Linked DNA regions of Homo sapiens: region 1 is linked to region 2. The links are chromatin contacts, found by Hi-C or POLR2A ChIA-PET in ENCODE. All regions are on one chromosome and are shown on one strand. Each heading gives the region's core, a stretch centred on a gene start or an enhancer-like site at or near the end of the contact. The rest is flanking DNA. Distances are from core to core; before and after follow the strand shown.

The links. Hi-C counts contacts between places; a loop is a spot of excess contacts on that map. ChIA-PET counts read pairs that join two places held with the same protein, here RNA polymerase II (POLR2A). Pooled maps may share reads with other maps.
Region 1: a loop to region 2 is called in a map of SK-MEL-5, with 5 times the contacts of the local background. The contact joins the enhancer-like site here to the promoter of WFDC13 in region 2. A Hi-C loop is called at or near these places in 1 of 168 maps with a recorded cell type or tissue (SK-MEL-5), 1 of 37 single-sample maps with no recorded cell type and 3 of 50 pooled maps. POLR2A ChIA-PET finds 5 or more read pairs at or near these places in 2 of 52 experiments (GM12878 and RWPE1).

Annotation. Positions count from the first base shown.
Region 1 is chr20:45,769,642-45,773,341 of GRCh38, reverse strand. No RefSeq gene overlaps it. Among named protein-coding and RNA genes, the nearest start is that of WFDC3, 20 kb to the left of the region's middle. RefSeq lists enhancers at 1,089-1,681, 1,682-2,275. Within about 2 kb of position 2,006, at least 5 of the 41 ENCODE cell types and tissues checked have a DNase peak (open chromatin) inside an H3K27ac peak, as active enhancers do.
Region 2 is chr20:45,700,004-45,703,975 of GRCh38, reverse strand. It overlaps WFDC13 (WAP four-disulfide core domain 13), which reads right to left and starts at 1,938. Exons shown (of 4, transcript NM_172005.2): 1 at 1,765-1,938. The coding sequence starts at 1,852. The region is part of intron 2 of WFDC10B (WAP four-disulfide core domain 10B); the gene reads left to right.

The DNA.
Region 1 (3,700 bases), core at 757-3,256, 69 kb before region 2:
GATAATTTTTTAAAGTTATGTTTTTTATTTATATGAAATGGATTATATTGTGTATCTTGGAGATCTTTCATGTCATCACGTATATTCTTTTAATAGAACTCTATGAAATGGGTAATTTATTTAACTAGTTATCTTTTTTTTTTTTTGAGACGAAATCTTGCTCTGTCGCCTAGGCTGGAGTGCAGTGGCACGATCTCCGCTCACTGCAACCTCCGCCTCCTGGGCTCAAGCAATTCTCTTACCTCAGCCTTCTGAGTAGCTGTGCCTTTGACTGTTTTAGTAGAAACCCTGTCTCTACTAAAAATACAAAAATTAGCCGGGTGTGGTGGTGTGATGATATAATGATTTTTAAAAAAACTATGTGCATGTATTCGAGTTTTTAAATAAACAACAAAATGATAAAACAGTGGAAGAGGGATCTGCCAAAATGTTCAGCAGCCCATCACACAGACACTGGCCCTTCCCAGTTCCCTGCAACATGATCCTGGAGTCATGGATGTTTCTGGGTTGGCCACTGCGAGGTTCATGCCAGCCACTCTTTTTCAGATCAGGCAACATTGACATGTCTACTGTACTGAAAAGAGATAAATGTTCTGAACCAGGTAGAAACCAGAATTTCACATGCCAGGATGAAAACAAGGGGGAGAAGGCACAGACACTCAGCAGTGGTCGGGTGCAGTGGCTCACGCCTGTAATCCCAACATTTTCGGAGGCCAAGGCAGGCAGATCACTTGAGGTCAGGAGTTCAAGACCAGCCTGACCAACATGGTGAAACCCCGTCTCTACTAAAAATACAAAAATTAGCCAGGCTTGGTGGTGCACGCCTGTAATCCCAGCTACTCAGGAGGCTGAGGCAGGAGAATTGCTTGAACCTGGGAGGTGGAAGTTCCAAGTGAGCCGAGATCCTGCCATTGCACTCCAGCCCGGGCGACAAGAGCGAAACTCCATCTCAAAAAAAAAAAAAAAAAAAAAAATCATCAGTATGGTAGAACTTTCAATGAAAAACAACAGTCTGGGAATCCTCTCATATTGCAGAATGATGTTCTGTCAGGGTGGAGAGTGGGACTGGAGAGACAGGTGTGAGCCCCAGGCACAGCTCAGGCTGAGCAATGGGAGAGCTGCTCCTTGCAGACCTTTCCTCCTCGTCTGGAGGCTCACCCTTTCCAGAGGGAGCTGCTGACCTGCTTACAGGTAGCAACGTCGAGAGAGATAGAGAGATAGATAGATGTATAGAGAGATAGAGATGGAGATGAGAGAGAGATAGAGATGAGAGAGAGTGCTGAAGGGTTAAATTTGAAAGCTGGCGGTTAAAGGCTGAGCTGGGGCCAAATTCCCACCCCCAGGTCTTTCTGGGCAGCTTTCTCTACTGTTGGACCCTGAACTAAAGAAGCCATTAGAACCTTTCCTTCCTCAGGGTTTAAGTCCATTTCAGCCTTGGTCCTGGGGTGGAAATGACCCAGGAGCAGGTCTCAGTGGACCGTGATCCTACTCTCTCACCTTGCACCCCGAAATTAGCCTCTGACCAGGTTGAAAAGCCACCCTTCTCCCCCGCCCTGCTCCTCAGCTTCCTCATCGTGGGCAGGAATGTCTGGGGCTCCAGTGTAGGCTGAGAAAGACTTGTTCTTTGACCAGAACCACGCAGCTCCTCCCTTCTCCACCCTGCTTCTTGACCATCTGGTTGTAGAAATCTCAGACTCCATATGTGCCCTTGGCCCCAGCAATACCATGGGCCCCTGCAGCCTCCACTGCTCCCGTGGGGGCATGATGTTATTGGTAAGGCGTGTAAGTGGGGTGAGGAAGGCAGGAGGCCCAGAGCGTATCCTGGCAGTGGGTTGCTCTTGAGTTGGGAGAGGTGTCTTTCCTTTCATATACAAGTTAAGCCTTCTCCTCAAGGGATTGTGTGGAGAAGCCCAGCTTCCCACAGATTCAGCAATATAAACAAAGAAGAGGCCATGTGACTGGAAAGAATTCTTTGCTGGGTGCTTCATGCTCTGCCCACCAGAGGGCAGCAGAGGTCTGTCATAGACCATTTCCAGGCAAGAGACTCAAAAGGGCAAAAGGGCATTCTAAAAGATAAAGTGAAAGCTTGCTATCAGCTGTCTAAGCTCCTGGATCCCGACTGAACTGCACTTAATAAATTAAGACCTAACATTATGCCCTCTGTTTTCATATGATGTGGCATGCTGCTTCATTTCTGGTAACATTGATATGGGGGACATTACCCACTATGTCGTATTAGTGTTTCTTGTACAAAGCCACAGGGTCAAATTCCCTGTGGAGCTCAAGATCAAGAAAAAGTTTCTCCCTCTGAGTTAGTGTGAGAATGGGCAGGGAAATAACTTACTGGGCATCGTCTGTCTTTCCAGACTCTGTGGTAGGGGCTTTCTAGAGCTGATGTTTCCATCTTCGCATTGGCTACCAGGGTGCCAAGAGCTCAGGTTTCGGAGTAAGGCCTGGGTCTGAATCTATAATCTTGTGCTGCTTATCAGCTTTGTGTGTATAATAACATTACCACACTGCCTACCTCATAGAATTGGTGTGAAGAGTCCATTATAAAGAAAGCACTGGCCAGGTGCAGTGGCTCACACCTGTAATCCCAGCACTTTGGGAGGCCGAGGTGGGTCGACCACCTGAGGCCAGGAGTTTGAGACCACCCTGGCCAACATGGTGAAACCTCGTCTCTACTAAAAATACAAAAATTAGCTGGGCATGGTGGTGGACGCCTGTAGTCCCAGCTACTCGGGAGGCTGAAGCAGGAGACTTGCTTGAACCCAGGATTTGGAGGCTGCAGTGAGCTGAGATCGTGCCACTGCACTCCAGCCTAGGCCACAGAGGGAGACTCCGTCTAAAAAAAAAAAGATTATAAAGAAAGCACTTAGCAGAGCCTGGCACAAAGCACACACTCAATAAATGTTAGCTGTTGTTATTCAGTTTCTCTGACAAAATCGATCCTTCTTGCCACCCTCTTTTATTACTTGTCCTCCCCCACCTTTTTTTTTTTTTTTTTTGAGACAGAGTCTGGCTCTGTCACCAGGCTGGAGTGCAGTGGTGCAATCTTGGCTCACTGCAACCTCCACCTTCCAGGTTCAAGCGATTCTCCTGCCTCAGCCTCCTGAGTAGGTGAGACTACAGGCGCCCACCACCACACCCAGCTAACTTTTGTAGTTTTAGTAGAAATGGGGTTTCACCATGTTGGCCAGGATGGTCTTGATCTCTTGATCTCATGATCTGCATGCCTTGGCCTCCCAAAGTGTTGGGATTACAGGTGTGAGCCACTGCGCCTGGATCCCCTACCTTTTTTCACTCTTGGTTTAAAGACTTTCATTTTCATGTAACTTGTTTTGTAGTATTTTATTTTCTGTTGTTGTTTTTTGTGACAGGGTCTCACTCTGTCTCCCAAGCTGGAGTGCAGTGGTGCAATCATGCTCACTGCAGCCTCGACCTCCCAGGTTCAAGTGATCCTCCTGCTTCAGCTCCCTAAGTAGCTGGGACTACAGATGCGCACCACCATGCCCAGCTAATTTTTGTATTTTTTGTAGAGACAGGGTTTCACCAAGTTGGCCAGGCTGGTCTCGAACTCCTGGCCTCAAATGATCCACCTGCCTTGGCCTCTCAAAGTGCTGGGGTTACAGGCGTGAGCCACTGCACCTGGCTGTTTTATAGTATTAAGTTCCTCCTTGAGTCTTGTTTGGAAGCAGGT
Region 2 (3,972 bases), core at 689-3,188:
GTAAGTTTTGGTAAAGGATGAAGACCATGCATTAAACTGAAGGTACTGGATCAGAGAGCTGGGACCCAATTCACAAGTAAGTTCTGGGAGTGACTTCTTTCATGGTAAGAAGGGTGGGGATTTCAGAATGGCGTTCAAAGATTCAGCTTTTTTCTTCCTTGGTGTCTCTCGATCAGGAGGCCAGAGCACCAGGATGCCCCACTTTCTACTGTTAGAGAAGAATAAGCATCATTATGTTGACTTCCTATTTCCTCCCCTACCCCCAAGTATTTCAGTTCAAAGCTAAGACCTACCTGCCCTGGGAGAGTCTTCCCTAAGTCCACAACCCACAATCTCCTTTCTATTCCTGGACTCTAAAGATGGGCCCCATTAATCCCTTTCCCCAAGCCCTTCCAGGTCCTAATTTTTGTACCTTGTGATTCTCCCTTTCTTTGGGGGCAAAAGTCAAAAGTGGGGCATTCTATTGCAAATAGAGGAATTGTGGGTCTATTCCTCTGCAAATATTTGCAATTAGAAGGAAATCTATAGGATATTATGATGATTTGAAAGGAATGAATGAAGAAAGAGGTCATGACTATAACTGTAGTAGCAAATGGCACCAGAATTGGGGTAAAAGAAGCTGAGGTTCAAGCTGTTGACAATTTAACAGAGACCAATAACTAGTACTCACCCCTGGCCTCTCAGCTATTCTATAGCTCACTGGGGCACTGCAAGAAATTGGAACTAATCCACACTTTGAAGAGCTTGGGGCTCAACAGAGCAGTTTAGAGATAGACACCATGATCCAGAGATCTCAGAGAGGTCACCCTTTTCAAGTCTTGACCCCTCTTCTGGGTATCTGGTCCCAACTTCACTCACAGCATTTACCAGTCTTTTAGAAAGCCTCTTTGTGCCTTTCCTCAAATTCTGATTCTCCAATTAACTCTACCCTGGGCACTCCTATTTTCTTGTAGCTTGCTTAGTCCCTCTTAGTCCTACAAACCTGCATGCCTTTTCTGAAACTTCTTAAGCAGGACCTAGCCTCCCCAGACACATGAGCTACCACACTTATCCCTCTTCTGAGCCGCCAGTATTCTGAAGATGTTTTCCCCATAGAAGAGTGGATGTATGATGAATAACAGTTCTTTTCCCACTTGGTATTGGTTAAGGTCAACATTACTAGAGCCAGAGCTCTTTTGAGTTGAGCTGGGCAGTGGTGGCTGCTGAGATGGACTCTACACTGTCCCATTGATGCTAATTACCGGTAATTGTACAGTACCTCTGGAGTTTGAAAATGTGGAATAAAAGGCAAGACTTCCTTTCCCTCCTTCCCAAAACATCCTCCAAGGCCAAGGTTATGTAGATTCTAGCTTGAGTTCTACCAACTTCGTTGTCTCTCTGTTTTATTGCTTGAAAAGTGAGTCCAAGCATCCATGAAGGAGCCACGGGCAGCAAGACTAAGCTGGATGATGAGGCTGATCACATTTACAGCATTTAATATTACTGAGCATTTACCATGGTTTAGTAAGAGTGAGCTATGTCTGCATGCATTATCTGTTCTCCTCCTGTATTCATTATAAGGATAAAAACCTGAGGCCCAGATACTATGCCCAAGGTCACTCAGCAACAGAGCAGGGATTCAAACCTAGATCTTGCCAACAATAAAGCTTGGGCCCTTGAACATGACACGGTATTTTTCCAAGAGGTGTGACAGACTGTCAGCCCTCAGATCCTCTCCTATCCACACATGTTACTTCCCTCCTTGGGCCCAGATCCAGCACCTACTCAGAACACGCTGCTTGGGACTCCCAGGCACCAGCTGCAGTGCTAGGCAGAACACCACCAGGAACTGGAGAGGCAGCACAGGCTTCATGGTGTCAGTGGGATGGGTGAGTAAGTTCTGGCCAAGGGTTGCTGGGTTTGACCAGGCACTGCTGTGAGGAGAAGAGAAGGAAAGAGGGCAAAGTGGAGGCCCAGTGTGACTAGCCTTTCACCGTGTACTCCAATCAAAACCGGCAGGGCAGGAATCCAAGCACCTCCCAATCACACCCACTCCAGGGTCACGTAGTGTTTTCATATCCTCCTTTATTCCCCTAATCTTGACCTTGCTATCTCTTTCATCTGTATCTAGATCTTATTCATGTCCCTTAACATTTTTTTATAATTTTCCCCTGTGGAAATTGTACATGTTATATTTATTCACAGAGGATTGAATTTTTTTTTTTTTTTTTTGAGATGATGGAGTCTGGCTCTGTCACCCAGGCTGGAGTGCAGTGGTGCGATCTCTGCTCACTGCAGCCTCTTCCTCCCAGGTTCAAGCAATTCTTGTGTCTCAGACTCCTGAGTTGCTGGGATTACAGGCGTGTACCACCATGTCCAGCTAATTTTTGTATTTTTAGTAGAGATGGGGTTTCACTGTGTTATCCAGGCTAGTCTTGAACTCCTGACCTCAGGTGATCTGCCCTCCTCAGCCTCTCAAAGTGCTAGGATTACAGGTGTGAGCCACCGCGCCTGGTCTGAGGCTTGAAGTTTTTAAAAGGAAATTGTAAATGTTATCATAACTTTTCAACTAATTCCTTTTGTTTACTGCTAATGTAGAGAAGTTAACTTTCCAGTTTGCTCAAAAATCTCCACCATGACAATTATTTGACCTCACTGAAACCAATAAACATTGACTCTTCACTTCCCTATTTCGTAGTCCTCCCCTATAGGCGTTTACTTTTCTTTCTATCAATGTAGGACTCAGAACCTGTCATTTAAATCTCCTTGCTTGAATCTACCTACAAAAACTGCAACCCTGAATGAATCCAACCATCAATTTCATTGAAGCTTGAACCTAGGCAGATAATTGTTGCTGGGGGAAAATAACTCAACTGGGCTACTAAACAGCACAATAGATGCACCATCACCAAACCAAAAAGGGTCTGGCAATCTTACTAAGTTTCTTCAGTAAGCCAGTGTTCCCACTTTCTACAAATACTATTTCAAACTTGCTTTCCTCTCTTTAAAGCTTGGATCTTTTCTTCTTTCCACAAATTTGTAACTAGTTAGCTTGCTAAATTCTCCCATTGTTTATTATGGTTTCTTTGTGTGTTCTCTTCAGTGTTTATCATAGGCAAATAAGCAGTTATAGTTTTCTTCTTCAAACTTTATGCCATTTTTAATGCCTCACTGTGCTCGCTAGGCCCTTGAGTACATCATATGTAAGTGGTGATAGTGTGTATTTTTGTCTGATACCTGATTTAAAATGAAAACTTCTTGTTTCCCCTTTTAGAATTGTCTCCACTTTAGGTTTCTCATAAGTACCCTCTATCAGGTTTAGAAATTTTTCTTTCATTCCTAACAAGAAATTTTAAATTAGTTTATGTCAGATTATATGTATTGCTTTTTTCTATGTATATTGAGATGATAACATTTTTATATCCTTTAATCTGTTAATGCAGTGAACATTCAGATTTTCAAACATTAAGCCATTTCTATGGTAATATAAGGTGATCATTGAATATTATCATTTTTATATTGTTTGGTTTAGTTTGCTATTTTTAAGGTATTTTACATCTATGTTCATAATGAACTGGGCCTGTAACTTGTCTTTCTCATATTGTCCTTGCTTGGTTTCATAGCAAGTTTATGCTGACTTCATAGGATGTGCTGAGTAGCAGCCCTTCTTTATCAATTCTCTATAAATTCTTGATTTAAGATAATTAGTTACTTGAACTCTCAACTCTGTTTTTCTTGCACGAATATACCCATTTGCACCTTGTTGTTTTCATTTAACAATATATCCTGAAAACTGCTCTCCAGTAGTTCATAACAATTTTTCCTCTATTACAGCTGCATTTGACATACACCTTAGTCATATAGCCAGTCTCCTATATTTGGGCATTTAGGTAGTTTCCAAGATTTTGCTATTATAAATAATGCTGCAATGAACAATTATGCATAATTTTCTGTATTGTTGGAGGTATAATATCAGTAAATTTCTAAAAGTGT